Regions from separate parts of the Homo sapiens genome. Here region 2 is linked to region 1. Evidence: chromatin loops called from intact Hi-C (ENCODE). Cell type or tissue: endothelial cell of umbilical vein. All regions are shown on one strand.

The links. Hi-C counts contacts between places; a loop is a spot of excess contacts. Peaks named below come from ENCODE experiments on the same cell type or tissue, not always from the same donor. Only the 100,000 strongest peaks of a DNase experiment are listed, where the experiment ranks them.
Region 2: it touches region 1 in a loop (2.3-fold over the local background); 4 of 110 quality-filtered maps call a loop at or near these places.

The regions. Positions count from the first base shown.
Region 1 is chr2:182,519,603-182,527,602 of GRCh38, forward strand. It overlaps a transcript of PDE1A not described here. Among named protein-coding and RNA genes, the nearest start is that of PDE1A, 97 kb to the left of the region's middle. In endothelial cell of umbilical vein, no CTCF peak of the experiment used is centred here; a DNase peak (open chromatin) is centred at 3,239; H3K4me3 peaks cover 524 bases; H3K27ac peaks cover 602 bases.
Region 2 is chr2:182,639,335-182,647,334 of GRCh38, forward strand. LOC124907914 (a long non-coding RNA gene) reads right to left here and starts at 5,548. Exons shown (of 2, transcript XR_007087328.1): 1 at 4,317-5,548. It also overlaps a transcript of PDE1A not described here. In endothelial cell of umbilical vein, no CTCF peak of the experiment used is centred here; a DNase peak (open chromatin) is centred at 3,187.

The DNA.
Region 1 (8,000 bases):
TAAAAGAAAACAAAAATGGTAGACAGCATTGATATTTTAATTTAGTTACCAATGTTTTCCACGTGTTCCAAAATTTAAAAATTATTTCTATGGACTCAAAAGACTCTCTAAAATGTTATGTCATATAACAATCCCTATAAGATATTTTCTCTAAATATCTACCTGTAATGGTTCATGATTTCTACATTTAAGGCATAATTGAATAAACATTATTTTACTTTCACCTTTGTCTCTATTTTTATTTAACCTTAAAATTTACATACTGGAAGCTCAATTAAAAACAGTATATTATGCCAAAATAAGTCAATATATTTATAAAGTACAAGATTTTAAAAATCACTTTCTAAACAAATATCTAAAGGTCTTTAGTCTATTTTAGCAAAAATAAGAAAACTATTGCACAATTGTTTGATAGGTTTAATGAGTAGCATGATTTTAATTGCCAAAACTTAAGTGTAGAATTCTAGTACCAGCAATTTTGATAAGCTAAAATTCTGTTTGAATCAATATTGCATTTTAAATAGACAAGACAATATCAGCAATGGAATAGGGAGTCCCTCATATCACTGCTCTGAATGCAAACTATACAAAAGACCATAATTAAACAATTTGGTTGTCATTAGTCATGCAGATTTTAGATTTAGAGTTTCTCGCTTTGACAATTCTAAGCCTTGAACACTGAAAATGTACTAAGTCAAAGTACAAGTTAAAGTGATAGTACCAAAATGCAATTTCTTCTTTATTCAATGAAAAAGCAGTCATTTTAGTCAGTTAGATAATGATTTTTAAAAGAAAGAAAGAAAGAAACTTGGTTAATGATTATTTAGTGGCTCTAAATAAACACAACTCAAAATTAATTTTGCATGTACATATTTTCATATATCCTTCTATCAATTCATGAAGATCTACTGTTGGATGACTCTATCACCCTTTTCTGAAATAAAATGACAGATTGATCTCTGAGACCAACTGATACAGTGAGTCAGTAACTTTGCCCTAAAGTATCAAATAAACACAAAATCACTTTTCAAATTTCTTAAAGACATATGCATAAATCCACCAGCATACATCTTCATACATTCAAGTAACTACAGGAAACTAGAAAAATGCAAACAAAACAAAATAAGCAAAACATCCTTCTAAGGAGAAGAAAATCTAAAATAGGTTGTAATGAGAGACATAATTTTCCCGGTACTGATGTTCATCCACTCATTAGGCTAAAACACAAATCATCTGCTGACTGCTAATGTTTAATTTGCATCTATGCTAATTAATTTTGAGAGCTGTTATTTGCTTTGATAGGATTACTTGTTCCGCTAGAGAACAACCTCACCAAAAAGCTGTAATTTCTAAATCTTCAATGGATCTTAGAAACAGATTTCTAGCTCATCCAAATAATGTAAAGATGGCTTCCTTTTTGAAAGTTATTCTCTGCTATATGTTCTTTGCATTATTGTGCTCTTACACTAATGCACTGTAAAGCCATGTATTACTTCAAGAAGTAAGAAAATATACAAAGAACAATATTTAAATACACAAACATCATTAAATACAATCAAATGGAGGAAAGCAGAAGGAATTTTTACCTCTAAACAAAGTTTGATGTAATTTTCTTTAAAAAAATATCAAACAGGGACATCAAATTTACTCAGGTACTGAATTTTTAAAAATAGTGTGTAAATACAGCATTAGAGATATAAATCTTAGAAAATCTCTATTTTGCATAGTGTAGGATTCTTTCAGCTGTTATTATAGAAAAGCAAATATATTAATATTTTCATTTGAGATCTGCAAATATACTAAGCAATTACAACGGCCTGTAAAATTCATATTCATATTTCTCATTTTTATCCAAATGTTAAATCTGATTTTTAAATTATGACAATTAAGATAAAGCATACAAACAGTGTGGTGCTGAAACACTAAACAGGAACTAGTAGCACACACAGCTAAAAAAAATGTAAGGGTGTAAATATCAAGCTGAATAGCATTGCAATTAACGTCTGACTTAGGTAATTACATCCCATGTTTGACATAATGCATAATTCTTGACCCATTTTACTAAGGGCTATTATGTACTATGGACTATTCTGTACTCTCAGGAGAAGTGAACTGTGAACTGGTTAATTTAAAGCCAAAACTCTCCAATAAGTTTGATATGCTGTTAATATTTTTATCACGTAAACATTTTTTCTTATAGAAATATCATTTAAGCAAAAAGAAGCACAATAAAGTATAATTATTTATTATCATATTAATCATCTCATTGCTTTTCCAAATCTAATCACAGAGAAAGAAGTATCAGTCTTATTTCTCTCTCTGCTTACCTGAGGGAAATTTTATTTGTGGCAGTATCCCGGCAAATGGCTTTCTTAGTTACCTTTCTGCATATCTGAACCACATATCTAAACAGCACATACAGAATGCGTAAAAGAAACCATGTAATATGACAGTAAAGTGACTTCTCCAGAAGTTACCTTACTTTAATAACATGTGCAAGTACAAAAAATCATTCGTCTTTCAACAAGTTGTTAGCTGAGGTAGGCACATTTTATTTTTCGAGAGAAAATCTTTCTAAAGGAAACTAGCCCACAAAGGCGGATAGCACCAACAATTAGTCACGTTAATAGTCAAATCTTTTGGGGGGAAATAAAAAGCAAAGAGCATACTCACATTCCTTTCAGGCGCTGCCACATTTTTTCAGTCTGTTCTCCTGTAAGATACTTAAAAGTGGTGTTTTCCAATTCTTCAATCTCTGTGGCACTAGACCCCATGATGATGCTCCTAAGACAATACAGTTACAGTCAGTTTCAGCAGCTAGAACAAGCATTCCTCAGTCCATTACAAATCTTACACACTTATACAGTAGCCTCTCTTATCTATCAAAACAGTGCTGATGTACAAAGCTGAGGGAAGACTCTGACAGATTTGCTATTGACTTTGACAGGCATATATCCACTGCTCACCACCTCACCACCCCCCTAAGCAGACAGCAGTATAAACAGATGCTCTGACCTCACAAGAACAATCCGTACATGTGAGCCTGCTACTGTACTACTGACCGACTGAGTACTCAAGCTCTCCCCAAAAGCAGCTCATCTGTTACTGTTCTGTGCACTGAAGCACATCAGAATTCCTACAGTTTACGAGCTCTATTATGCACAAGAGAAACGTGAATGACTTTCGCGCTCCAGAAGAAGCTGAATTCCTCTCTACCAACAGAACAAGGGCAGGATGTAATAAGGAAACAGATGGTAGGAGCCAGTATCAGCAGCACCACCATGAGAAAAAAAAGTGCCTGTTTAAATGCCAAGGTTTTTTTCTCTAAATTGATCTGAAACTAACACTTAAAAATGTATCATCATCTAACAATAAATGCAACAAATATTAATGATAACAAAGAGAAAATAACATCTAAAGCCATACAGAAGAACACAGCTCCACAGGTTGTTATTGCAAGAATATGTACATCAACTGATGCTGTAAGCATGCTTATTCACCTTCTCCTAGCAACTCCACACAGTAGGTAACTGCCAATTTAACCAGTGGAAAATACGGCAGCTGCACACAGCCTGCTCTATGAATCCTTTGGGGATTAAAAAATAAATAAAATGAAACTAGTGTAAATGCACTTGTGTGTGTGTGTGTTTTTTGAAGGAAAAGGGAATAGATTTGTGTGTGTGTGTTTATGAGAGAGAGAAGGAGAAAGGGAGAGAGGGACAAGAGAGAAACTGATGGTTTGCGGCTTGTGCATTTTAGAAGAGAAATGAGAGAGAGTGGACATAAAAGGAATCAGAACTGAGTCGTCTGCCAAGCTCCTAACACATGGCGAGCTTTCTTTGAAACAAGCACAGACCTTAAGTATGAGCACCATAACAGCTCTTGCTATCTGCAAGCTGCTATAGAAAATATACTTATAAACAATATTTCTTCTTGTTTGTTTGAAAACCCAGATGTAGTTTTATTTCTTCTTGCAAGAAAACTTGCCTGTTACTATGAGTTTTAAGGTAGAGACATTCAAAGATTGGTAATAACATCCAATATTTGTTGAATATTTCTGATGTTTCAGACAATGTTCTCAGTACCTATTACATATTACCTTTTTAAATTCTTACAAGATGCCTGTGAGATAGGCAATACTCCTGTTCAACAGTTGAGAAAACTGAGAAACAGAGACATTCTCCAGATTTAAAGCTAATTCTTAAAAATGGGAACTATTATTAACAATTAGTCTTCCAATGTAAAATTACTATGTCTATACAAATGACACTGATGCTATCTAGTAGTCAGTTATAATGTGTACGTAAAAAGGACCTTTGCAAAATGTTATAGAAAATGGCTTCTGATTTGCAAATTATAAGAGGGTAAATCAAGTGAGGCTTCCATTTTCCTTTCTCAGACAAGATATTTCCAGAATTCAATCTGAATGTAATGTCTTTAGCTAGCAGACAGCTTTGTGAAATTAAAACTTCATTCCTATAAGCATTTACCAGAGTTGTCAGAAATAAGTGAATCTTTGCCCTGAAAGTACCAATTTTACCCTCACTGTGCCTTCATTTGTAATCTTAGCTATATTCATGTAATAAACTGTTACCTGATATTTCTTTAATGAAACAGTCAACAAACATCTATGTTCTGCTTTCAAAGAAATATTGCAGCCAAAAATCTCCATAGATAGCAAGTACTCTATAATTATTATTTTATGAATCAAGATACCTAAGTCCTTGAGGCTATACAGATGATTTTCTAAATATGACATGAAATGTCAAGACCTCACATTGACCAGCTTACCAATAACATTGCAAAGTAAATAAAGAATGAGAACTATTCTACTTAAGTATATGTCTAAGAATCTTGTTTCAATACTACAATTCATTTGCCCTTTGCTTTCACTATGTAACTTCTATCACACATTGATATTTAAGACCTCAAGGTATACTAATTCGGTCACTTACTAGAAAAAAATCCTTAATCATTTCATTAAATGTTTCATAAAATAAAATTTTGAATAATAAACTAGATAAAATAGCTTATTATTTAAATCCTTGACCAAGATAATCTTCATCCTTAGGAAGTATCAAAAAGTTACTTCTGTTAACATAGAGAATTCAAATCATTTTTCTTTGTTAGTTTACAAAAAAATTCAATATAAGTTCTGCAAGGGAAAATTGAGAAAATAGTCATAAAAATACAGTAAAAAATGATCCAATTTGTATGTCCCTCATTTCTCATAGTTTCCATTTATTTTGCTTTAACTCTACAGTCAGGTAAATTATCTCTATTAGAACAAGTAGTTCCTTCATTCCTGTTTACCTAATATTTTATTAGGAATGGTGACAAAAATGTATAGAATGAATTTAGTATCTACTATTGCCAAAATGTAATATAACATATACTCTAAATCTAGACTACCTGGGTTTGAATCCTTATTCTTTCACTGAAAGAATTATGTGATTTTTTACAAGTTACAATTTTTGTCTGTTTCTTCATGTATAAAATGAGCATAATAATAACATCTCCTCATAGTGTTCATGCACTGAATGAGTTAATACAAGTAAAGAAATTAAAACAGTTATCTGGCACATAATAATTGCTTAATAATTATTAGTTCTTATTATTATTGATAATATTACTTGATTTTTTTCCTTTTCATTATAGTGTAATTATTCAATAGATTTTAGTGACAATTATTTCCCAAATCATTTGTAATCATTGTTTTTATGCATTGCTGGTGTTCCTTTTGTTTAGAAACTACATCCTTATTTATAAGCAAAATTGTTCTAAGTATTTGTGTCACTAGGTTTATTGGTTTTCGTATTAAGGTTATATTGGCTGATGTAGTTTGGATCTGTGCCCACTCAAATCTCATGTTAAAATATAAGCCCCAGTTCTAGAGGTGGGGCCTGGTGGGAGGTGATTGGATCATGGGGGTGATTTCTAGTGGTTTAGCACCATCCTCCTGCTGTGGTCATGTAAGATGTGCCTGCTTCTCCTTCACCTTCCGCCAAGATTGAAAGTTTCCTGAGGCCTCCCCAGAAGCAGCTATGCTTCCTTTACAGCCTGCAGAACCATGAGCCAATTAAACCTCTTTTCTTTATAAGTTACCCAGTCTCAGATATTTCTTTATAGCAATGTAAGAATGACTAATACATTGGCACCATGTAACAAATGGTAAAGAAAATAATTTTAATTCTTTAGCCAGTAAGCCATCACTCAATGACAAAGATAAATGATGACACATTCAGAACACCAAATTCAGAAAGCATACCATTCAAATACTCGTTAAAAATAATTACATGAGTTAATATACCTGAAAAAAGAAAAAAAAGTAATTAATGAGAAAAATCAGAAACATAGCAATGGAAAATCATAAACAAAATCCCAAGTTAGCATCTGTGAAGAAGGGCTAGGAAGAAATCAATTCAGGTGAGAACAAGAAATCATAGGGATCAAAAATATGGCTTCAAGAAAAAGTGGATTAAATTCATCAAGAATATTTAAAAACAAAATACTGTTTTATTGATAATAAAAGTACATTATGTTTTCACTGACAAGAAAATAATTTAGAAAATATCTTAATTTCTGAACAATATCGCAGACTAAGGTACTCTTAAAACTTCCAGACCAAAAATAATTTTCAAATATTGGAAAAATTCCAATAAATATTATTTTGAATGCATAACTGAACCTATATAAAATGAAGTCCAAAATGAACAGGGACAAAAAAATTAGAATTGTAAGGACATTTATCAAACATAGTAATCTACAGCCTTGTATTATAATCAGTATATAGGAAACAGAAAATAAGGGTTTGGGTCTGTACAGTATGAAGACTTGAAACCAAGGTCCTCCCAGAAAGATAGAAACCATAAAAGGCTACCCATGTAGTCAATTTGTGGACAAGAAAGCGTTAAGTGTGGCCAAGAGATACCTGAAAAAATGTTCTCTCTCAGCTTAGTCTCTAGGAGAGGAAAAACAAAATAAAAGCATTCTTTGATAGATTTTAACAATGGAACTGCCATCTATGAGTTTGATTAAACTTAAACTACCAGCTTTGTCTGAGAAACAGCAAAACTTAAAATGATCTTGGGTTAGTGGCATCCAAGGTTACCTAGAATAAGGAAAGCAAATTTCTTTGGAGGAATGAATCCTGAAACACACCTCTTAAAATTCTTACAGATAAATCTAGTCAAATATGAGCTTACAATTCAAAATTATAAAACACATAGTTAATCAAGTCATCACTAGTAAGAGTCACTAGACAAAAACTAATAGAACCACACCCTCATTTGTTTATGAATATCTGTTGCTATGTTTCTGATTTTTCTCATTAGTTACTTTTTTTTCTTTTTTCAGGTATTGTAATTACCTAATAAGTTATAACAATGTTTAAATTTTAAATAAATAGAAAAAATTATTGGTCAAAACATGACCAATAAAAGATATTCTATTTTTTTAAAGGACCATTCAGGAAAAGGAAGTAAAAAGAATTTTTTTAATTAAAAAAGAACCATTGAAATTACATATTCAATGTACAAGGTAAGAACAGAAAGAGAATTAGCTAATAAGAAAAATATGAAGAGGCTGGGAGCCATGAGTCATGCCCATAAACCCAGCACTTTGGGAGGCCAAAGCAGGCAGATCACTTCAGCTCAGCAGTTCAAGATTAGCCTGGACAATATGGTGAAACCCTTTCTCTATAAAAAAAAAAAAAAAAAAAAAAAAATATATATATATATATATATATATATATATATATATATATATATATACACATATATATATACACACATATATATACACAAAAAAGCCAGGCATGGTAGTGTGTGCCTGTAGTCCCTGCTACTTGGGGGGCTGAGGTGGGAGGATCACTTGAGCCCAGGAAGTTGAGGCTGCAGTGAGCCTTGTTCATGCCACTGCACTCCAGCATGGGTGACAGAGAGACCCCATGTCAAAAAAAGAAAAAAAGAAAAGAAAAATCTGAAGAAATTGCCCAAAAT
Region 2 (8,000 bases), 120 kb after region 1:
AGTGAGGCAGATCTCTTGAAGCCAGGAGTTCGAGACCAGCCTGGCCAATGTGGCGAAAACCCGTCTCTTACAAAAATACAAAAATTAGCTGGGCAGGGTGGCACACACCTGTAATCACAGCTGCTCAGGAGGTCGAGGCAGGAGAATCACTTGAACCCAAGAGGCAGAGGTTGCAGTGAGCCAAGATCATGCCACTGCACTCCGGCCTGCATGACAGAGTAAAATTCTCTTAGGAAAATAAAAAATAATTAAAAACTATCATCTAAATGAAAATAAAATCGAAAAAGAGAGAAATCCTGTGAAAAATACAGTAAGAGATATTGACATATTTAGGCCAAAAAGAAGAGTAAGCAACATGAAATGAAAACAAAATTTAAAAGAATGAGAAAATATTAGATACAGAAGATAAGCAAAAGAGATCCATCATACATGTAACTGGAATCCTGAGAGAATAAAACAAATACAATGGAATAGAACAAATATATAAAGATATCAATCATAAAACAGCTCTGAAACATATAATTTATATAAATATATATTTATTATATATATGCATAGATAATCTATATATTATAATAAAAGGACACATTATTCAGAAAAAAATAAATTAGAATGCTCAACAATATGGTCTATTCCTGTTTAAAGGATGTTAAAAAAAATGGTGAAGTCTAGCAAGAACTTTAAATAATTTCTTGGGGAAAATAATTCAGGCTGTATTCATATAACTCCTCAATGTCTTATAATACTAGAGGACAGTAAAGCAATACCTACAGGGTTCACAAAAACCAAAGCATGGGCTAAGAATTTTATATCTTGCCAAGCTGTTATTCAAGTGTGAAGGTTGTGTATACAAGAACTCAGGAATGTTGGTTCCACAAGCCTTCTTGAGGAAAATATTAAAATACAAACTTTACGCAAGCGAAGTCAGGAAAACTGCAGCAAAGAGACCATAAATGAGGACTGAAATATATTTCTCTTAGAACTGACACTGAATAAAAGTGGGGATAACAGTGAACAATCAGAATGTAAATATTACATGCTCTGAAGTTATTGAAATGATACAACCCATCAAAACAGGAAGGGCATTAAGGAAAGAGGTAGAAAGTAAATAAATATTCTGATTGTCCTACCTGTCAGCTGGGAATAAAAATATTTGAAGCTGACAAATCAATTAATAGAAACATACGTATATTTAAGAATATAAGAGTAAATACTAAAATGATTTTATTTTCTAATATCAAATGGTGGAAGAAGGAGGGTGCATGGAAGAAGATAAAATGCTAATTTTATCATTTCTCTTAGTAGGATCGATACTGTAAGACAAAGGGTATAATACACAATTATATTCATGAAAGCAACCACTAGAAGGAAAAAAAGAATTCTGAATTATCAGAAAATATGCAGGCCGGGTGCAGTGGCTCATGCCTGTAATCCCAGCACTTTGGGAGGCCAAGGCAGGCAGATCACTTGAGGTCAGGAGTTCAAGACCAGACTGGTCAACATAGTAAAACCTCGTTTCTACTAAAACTACCAAAATTAGCCAGACATGGTGGCACACAGCTGTAATCCCAGCCACCTGGGAGGCTGAGGCAGGAGAATTGCTTGAACCTGGTAGGTGGAGGTTGCAGTGAGCCGAGATCACACTACTGCACTCCAGCCTGGGCAACAGAGTGAGACTCCATCTCAAAAAAAAAAAGAAGAAGAAGAAGATATACAAGGAATACAAAGCAAGAGAACAAACCATGTAGTAAGTTTTCAAACATGTGAAAAATGAAAGAACATTAAGATTCTAGGTACACATTTTTATAGATGCATAAAGAAACTCTGAAAGGATAGAGTTTACATTAAAAAACTAAAAAGATGGTTGCCTATGTAAGAGGAGAAGTGGGAAGAAGAATGTAGGGAAAGTACTAGGCATATGGGGGAAAAGGATGAGACAGATTTTTCACCATTCTATTTTAGTTTAGGATTACCTAACCAGAAAATCAAATAAAATAATGTAAAAAATATTTTCAATCATTAAAAACTAGGCCAATTTTTTACCTGTTGTCATAGTTAAGCTATTCCCCATATTTCATAACTAATACAAAGAGTGATCATTAGATATTTGTCCAAAACTTTGGGTATTTCAACATTTTTCCCAAGAAAGCAGTTATAAATTGAAATTTTTTAACTAAGAGCAAACCACTAATCCAAATGAGTTTTTTGGACTTTTATTCATCTCATTTATAAAATGAATCATTATGATGAAAAAGAAGACAATGAATTTATAATTAACAAGTTACTATGGTTTCATGTTCTGAGAACGTTAGTCTTCTTTCACATCTTCACATAATAAGTTAATTTTACAACCCGAATAATGACTAAAGACCTCTACAAAGTTTTTCTGAGGTTACAAGCAATTTATTTATTGTTTTTGTAACATATTTATTGTTACTATTCTTAGGCAGGATAATCATTTGGAAATTTGAGCATGTCAGTATAGCTGCTCTCCCAGGTACATGAAACAATACATGTCTTCACAGTTGACATTTAAGCAATCTTCAATTGTCGAAAGGTGCATCCAAGAAAAGCTATCTGCACACTTTTCTAATTTACTATGACGTACCTCCTAAGATCATCTGAGGCCTATTATTTAAAGTCACTAGAAACTTTCTTTCCTAACCAATTGCATTTAATCATAAAGACAAAGACCTATGAGAAAAGTTTTCACGGAAAGGTTTCATAGGACAAACTTAACTATTATTTCTAAAGCAAACACTTCAGCAGGGGCTACACATGATATGGAATCCTGCAAATTATTTGTAGTCTAAAATATTTCTTTTACTTTTGCTTCACTAAATTATAATTTATGTAATATAATAAGAAATATTTGGGGCTCAACGCTTTGGAAACTGTATAAGCCAGAACATTTTCAGCATCAAGTGACAGAAAAATGTAAGTGAGAAGATCATAAAAGATAAATCTCCTGTTAAATCCAGGAATTTAAACAACATCATCAGAACTCTGTTCTCTTTCCTCCTTGACTTTGGCTCTGCTTTCCACTGCTTTGCCTCAGATCAGACAGGATTTGAAATGGCTGCAGGTATCCCTAAGACCATGTGGATTAGAGATGTCATAAACCTGAGGACTCTGAATTTGCCCACTGTGAGTTACATGCTCATCCCCATAGCAATCACTGAGGTCAGCGGGATGCAGCGCTCTGATTGGTCAGGCCTGGAGGGTGTGCTATGGAGGATTAGGAAACATAAATATGCAGCCAGGCCACACCGGTTGTTATGAAATTGGGGAAGAGATGGCTCCCATCTCTTAAAAGGAATTGGGGAAGAGATGCTGAAGTTTATCTATACATTTTCTTTTTCACTTACCTCTGATGCTAAGATATCTAACCTAGTAGAATTAACTTTAGAAGTTCTGTAAAGTTGTCTTTGAAGCCTTCCATCATCTCATTTTAGAACCCTAAGTTATTTTAGGGAACATTGTCTGGCTTAAATCCTGAAAATTGCGTCTTCCAGTGACACTTTAGATTTCCCAGTGACAACCATTTACTCCCTTTAATTGGCTCCAGAAATGCCTTCCTTCTGGAGGCAGGAACAAACACAAGTTGACACCCTTAAACTGAGTGTCAGGGACAGGCATGTGCCCAAGCATGGAAAATCAGAGGTTACAAGGAGACCTGATGCCCATCATTTATCTCAGCCACATCCTCCTCTTAAAGAATATTCCCTGTCTAGTGCAGCCCTCCAGGTGAGGCAGCCTTAACCTTTGCTTCAGGCCCAAAGACAACTACTGCTGGGTCCTGGTCGTCAGGATCCTGAGTCCTGCTCAATTCCTGGCTGCTTGCTTCTGCTCCTCCAGCTCCGTATTAGCCAGTCACAAGTTACCAAGCACATTCAAATACTTGTAAACCTCCTTTGAGGCAGAGTATAGTTCTCATTTTATACAGATTAAAAATTAGTGCTGAGAGGTTAATTAATTGCCTGGTACGGCACAGGTAAGCAGGGAGCCAGGTCTGCCGCCTAGGTCTCATGTTTTTCTCCCTATATCCAGCTTCCAGGTTCTCTCTGGGTCTGGCTCATCTTATGCCTGGTCTTGGGTACTGCCCTCAGTCTTACCTTGTCTTTTCTCATCTTGCATTCTCATCTCAGCTTCCTGCCCAACCGTTATACATTGCATAACTTTCTTCCCAATATGTTTGCTCTACAACAAATGGTATTATTTTTCGAGTGAGGCATTTTTTGAGTTATAGTTCTAAGAAGGAAGTGAAGGCATGTAGAAGTAGACAAGAGGAGTCATGAAAGAGAAAGCTCTCTCACCAGAACTATTAGCATTGCTCTTTATCTTCAGGAAGAGAAAGAAAAGGTTTAAAAATGGAGGTCCAGAAACAATGGCTACTGTTCAGGGGGACACTACAATAACAAAAAGAGAGAGAAACTCAGTGTCAGATCTTTAAATGAAAGAATTGATATGAAGGACATTTGCTTTGGCACATCTAGAAAAATATGAGAAAATAATATATTGTAATTTATTTGCAATATATTTAAGCTGCTTATGTGGATGGCTTATTAATTAGGCCAGGAATTCAGCCAAGTCCCATTGATTTATACAACCAAAATTCTTTGTTTAGCTTATGATGGATGATACATAAATGCTGATGATTAATCTCTTGTAAGTTTTCCCTTTTTTTAATTCCCAGAACACTACAGTTTGCCTCAAGTGAGTTGATGCTCTTCATAGCCTAATTGTCATATTTAATTTGTTAAGTCAGAGATACCTTCTCTCTAATCAATGATTACACACACACACACACACACACACACACACAGAGCCTTGTAATGAGCTTCTACACCTGAGGATTTACCAACCACCAAAAATGACTTAAATCTGGGCTTTTACTTCCGATGTCTCCAGGTCAGAGTCTTAAGACTCTGTGTGTGTGTGTGTGTGTGTGTGTGTGTGTGTGTGTCTGTGTGTGTCTGTGTATGTAAAGCCATGTATGAAACCCAAAGTTGTTATTAGATCCAAACCATGGAGTTTGGGATGGTGGTTTCTAGAGTTAATGGATCAAAAATAGTTAAGTTCAAACATTCATCAGGTTTGAAATAAACTGTAATGCTCTTCTAATACAGTAAAAGGATCCTAGCAAAAATTCTACATTAGAAGGTAAGAATTATAACTCTCCAAGTGCATGTTGTTATATAGTTTAAGAAGTACAATCCATGGTGTGGAATGAGTTACTAAACTAGAAGATTGAGCTTCTGACACCAATTTTGCCAAAGTTACTAATACTGTGACCTTTGGCAAGGACGTCATCTCGCTGAGCCTGATTTTCACATCTATGAGTGGGAAGGATACAACCTGTTCAGAGGACTGTGGTGATGAAAAACTGTGACAAGGGAGGTAGCATAAGAGGCAGAATGACTAGCACATGGTTCCTTCTTCTTTCCCAGTTCTATTTAAGACCTAAACAGGATCAGTGAAACCCACCAAGATGTTGGAACATAAGTAGAGTCTGGAAAAAAAACCATAATATAAACACATATATTTGAAAAATAGATAATAGCATTAAATTATTTCAATTTTGAAAAGTATAGTAATTTAAAATGAAATTAATTATTTCTGCTTCCTCAAGCATGCCCATGTCTTCTGTATTTTTTTTTTTTTTTTTTGAGACTGAGTCTCGCTCTGTTGCCCAGGCTGGAGTGCAGTGGCACAATCTCCACTCACCGCAAGCTCAGCCTCCTGGGTTTACGCCATTCTCCTGCCTCAGCCTCCCGAGTAGCTGGGACTACAGGTGCCCGCCACCACACCCAGCTAATTTTTTGTATTTTTTAGTAGAGATGGGGTTTCACCATGTTAGCCAGGATGATCTCTATCTCCTGACCTCGTGATCTGCCCGCCTCGGCCTCCCAAAGTGCTGGGATTACAGGCGTGAGCCACCGCCTCTTCTGTATTTTTGTGGCTACTTTCTGTTATGGATATTTGTTTTAATATAAATATTCCGTTTTACCTGATGAAATATTTCTGTGAGGGCATTCTTTCTAATAAAATTGTCACTTATTATAAAATCATCACTGGCAATCTATCTTTTTTCACATTTTCTTCATCTTTACTAAGCCATTCAAGCGTGGTTGGCATTTCTTATTCAAAACACATCAATAACACTGGAGGCCAGAGAACACTTATCTTTTTTTGTCAAATTGAAGTCAGCTATTGTACTATTTGGAATGTTAATGGAGAGCTTGTCAGATATTCAGATAATAATGAAATGTTTATCAAAATCATTATGCTCAAAAAAACAAAAGTTCAAGATTTCTAAAGTAAACGAAAAACAAAAATTTTTGCAGATTAAGTCTACAATTTCTAATGAAAAGAAAAAAAATTAATATATGGCCACTACAGAACAAAATATACTAAATCCAGGTACAACATAACTGTTAATTTGAAAAGGTAAAACGGTGAAGGTTATGCCAGCTTCTTGTTCCATAGTTAAGAAAAATCCATGTTTTAAATATTACCTCCCTCCTCAACAAGGTAAATTATTATTCATGTTAAATGTCATCCAAAGTAAAGAATTTGCCTAAAATATATTTTCTCTTTTTCTAAATATGCTGAATGAGTGATTCGTATCCTCCCCATTTGGGGAAGGAAATGTCATATTTTGGTTGAAAATAACTTCCAATAGGCTACATGGGGATATAAAAGATAAATTTTTAAAAGGGTATAGTAAAAAAAAGAAAAAGAAAGAAAACAACCTTCAGCCACTCTTTTACAGAGTTAGATGGATAAGAATATAGGTTGGATTGGTCATGGCTAATTACATTAAGAATTAAGGAAAATGGGCAGGGCATGCCTGTAATCCCAGCACTTTCAGAGGCCGAGGCAGGTAGATCACCTGAGGCCAGGAGTTTGAGACCAGACTGGCCAACGTGGTGAAACCCTGTCTTTACTAAAAATACATTAAAAAAAAAAATGGGCATAGTGGTGCGTACCTGTAGTCCCAGCTACTCGGGAGGCTGTGGCAGGAGAATCGTTTGAACCCAGGAGGTGAAGGTTCAAAAAAAAAAAAAAAAAGCCATACGCGGTGGCTCACACCTGTAATCCCAGTACTTTGGGAGGCCACGGCGGGCAGATCACAAGGTCAGGAGTTCGAGACCAGCCTGGCCAACACAGTGAAATCATGTCTCTAAAAATACAAAAATTATCTGGGCATGGTGGCAGGCGCCTGTAATCCCAGCTATTCGGAGGCTGAGGCAGGAGAATCGCTTGAACCCGGGAGGCGGAGGTTGCAGTGAGCCGAGATCGCGCCACTGCACTCCAGCCTAGGTGACAGAGCTAGACTCCATCTAGGAAAAAAAAAAAAAGAATTAAGCAAAGTCACCCAAAAAGAATAATTCCCAAGTCAGTGAAACATAAGTATAACCCAATTAAAGGTAGTAATATTGCTGAAGAAATTATGTATTAAGCAGAATGAAAGATCAGCTAAAAAATCATAGGAGACTCTTTTGAAAACATTGGCAGTGCCTACACAGATGGTGTCAAGAAAAAGCAGTAAATTTAGCCATCAGGCTCTCTGGTAATAAACTGGTTTCCATCTAGGCCTGCGTGGAGACAAAGCAGATGTGGCCATGCTGATAATTGGATTCCAGTTCTTATCACACAGATAATGGTAAAGTAAGAGATTGGCACGATGACTTTTTGCATTAGTTTTAAGAATTTGTTGGGAGTTTGTTTCTTTGTTTTTAACAATGTTGAACCCACCTGTGGAACTGACCGAATTAGGATTTTTAAGGCTGTCCAGCTGAGGACCAGCCCCTCAGCACAACAAAACCTCCAAAATGACTTCACCCCAGGAAGTCTCTTCTCTCAGGGGACATCACTGCGTGCACTCACCTGTGTCCCTGTACCTTTCCATATGCTCTATTAGGGTGATGCTTGCACAGATGAGGGATCTTGACAAGATAGATTACTGAATGGATGGATCAGCAGTTTTCAAGATC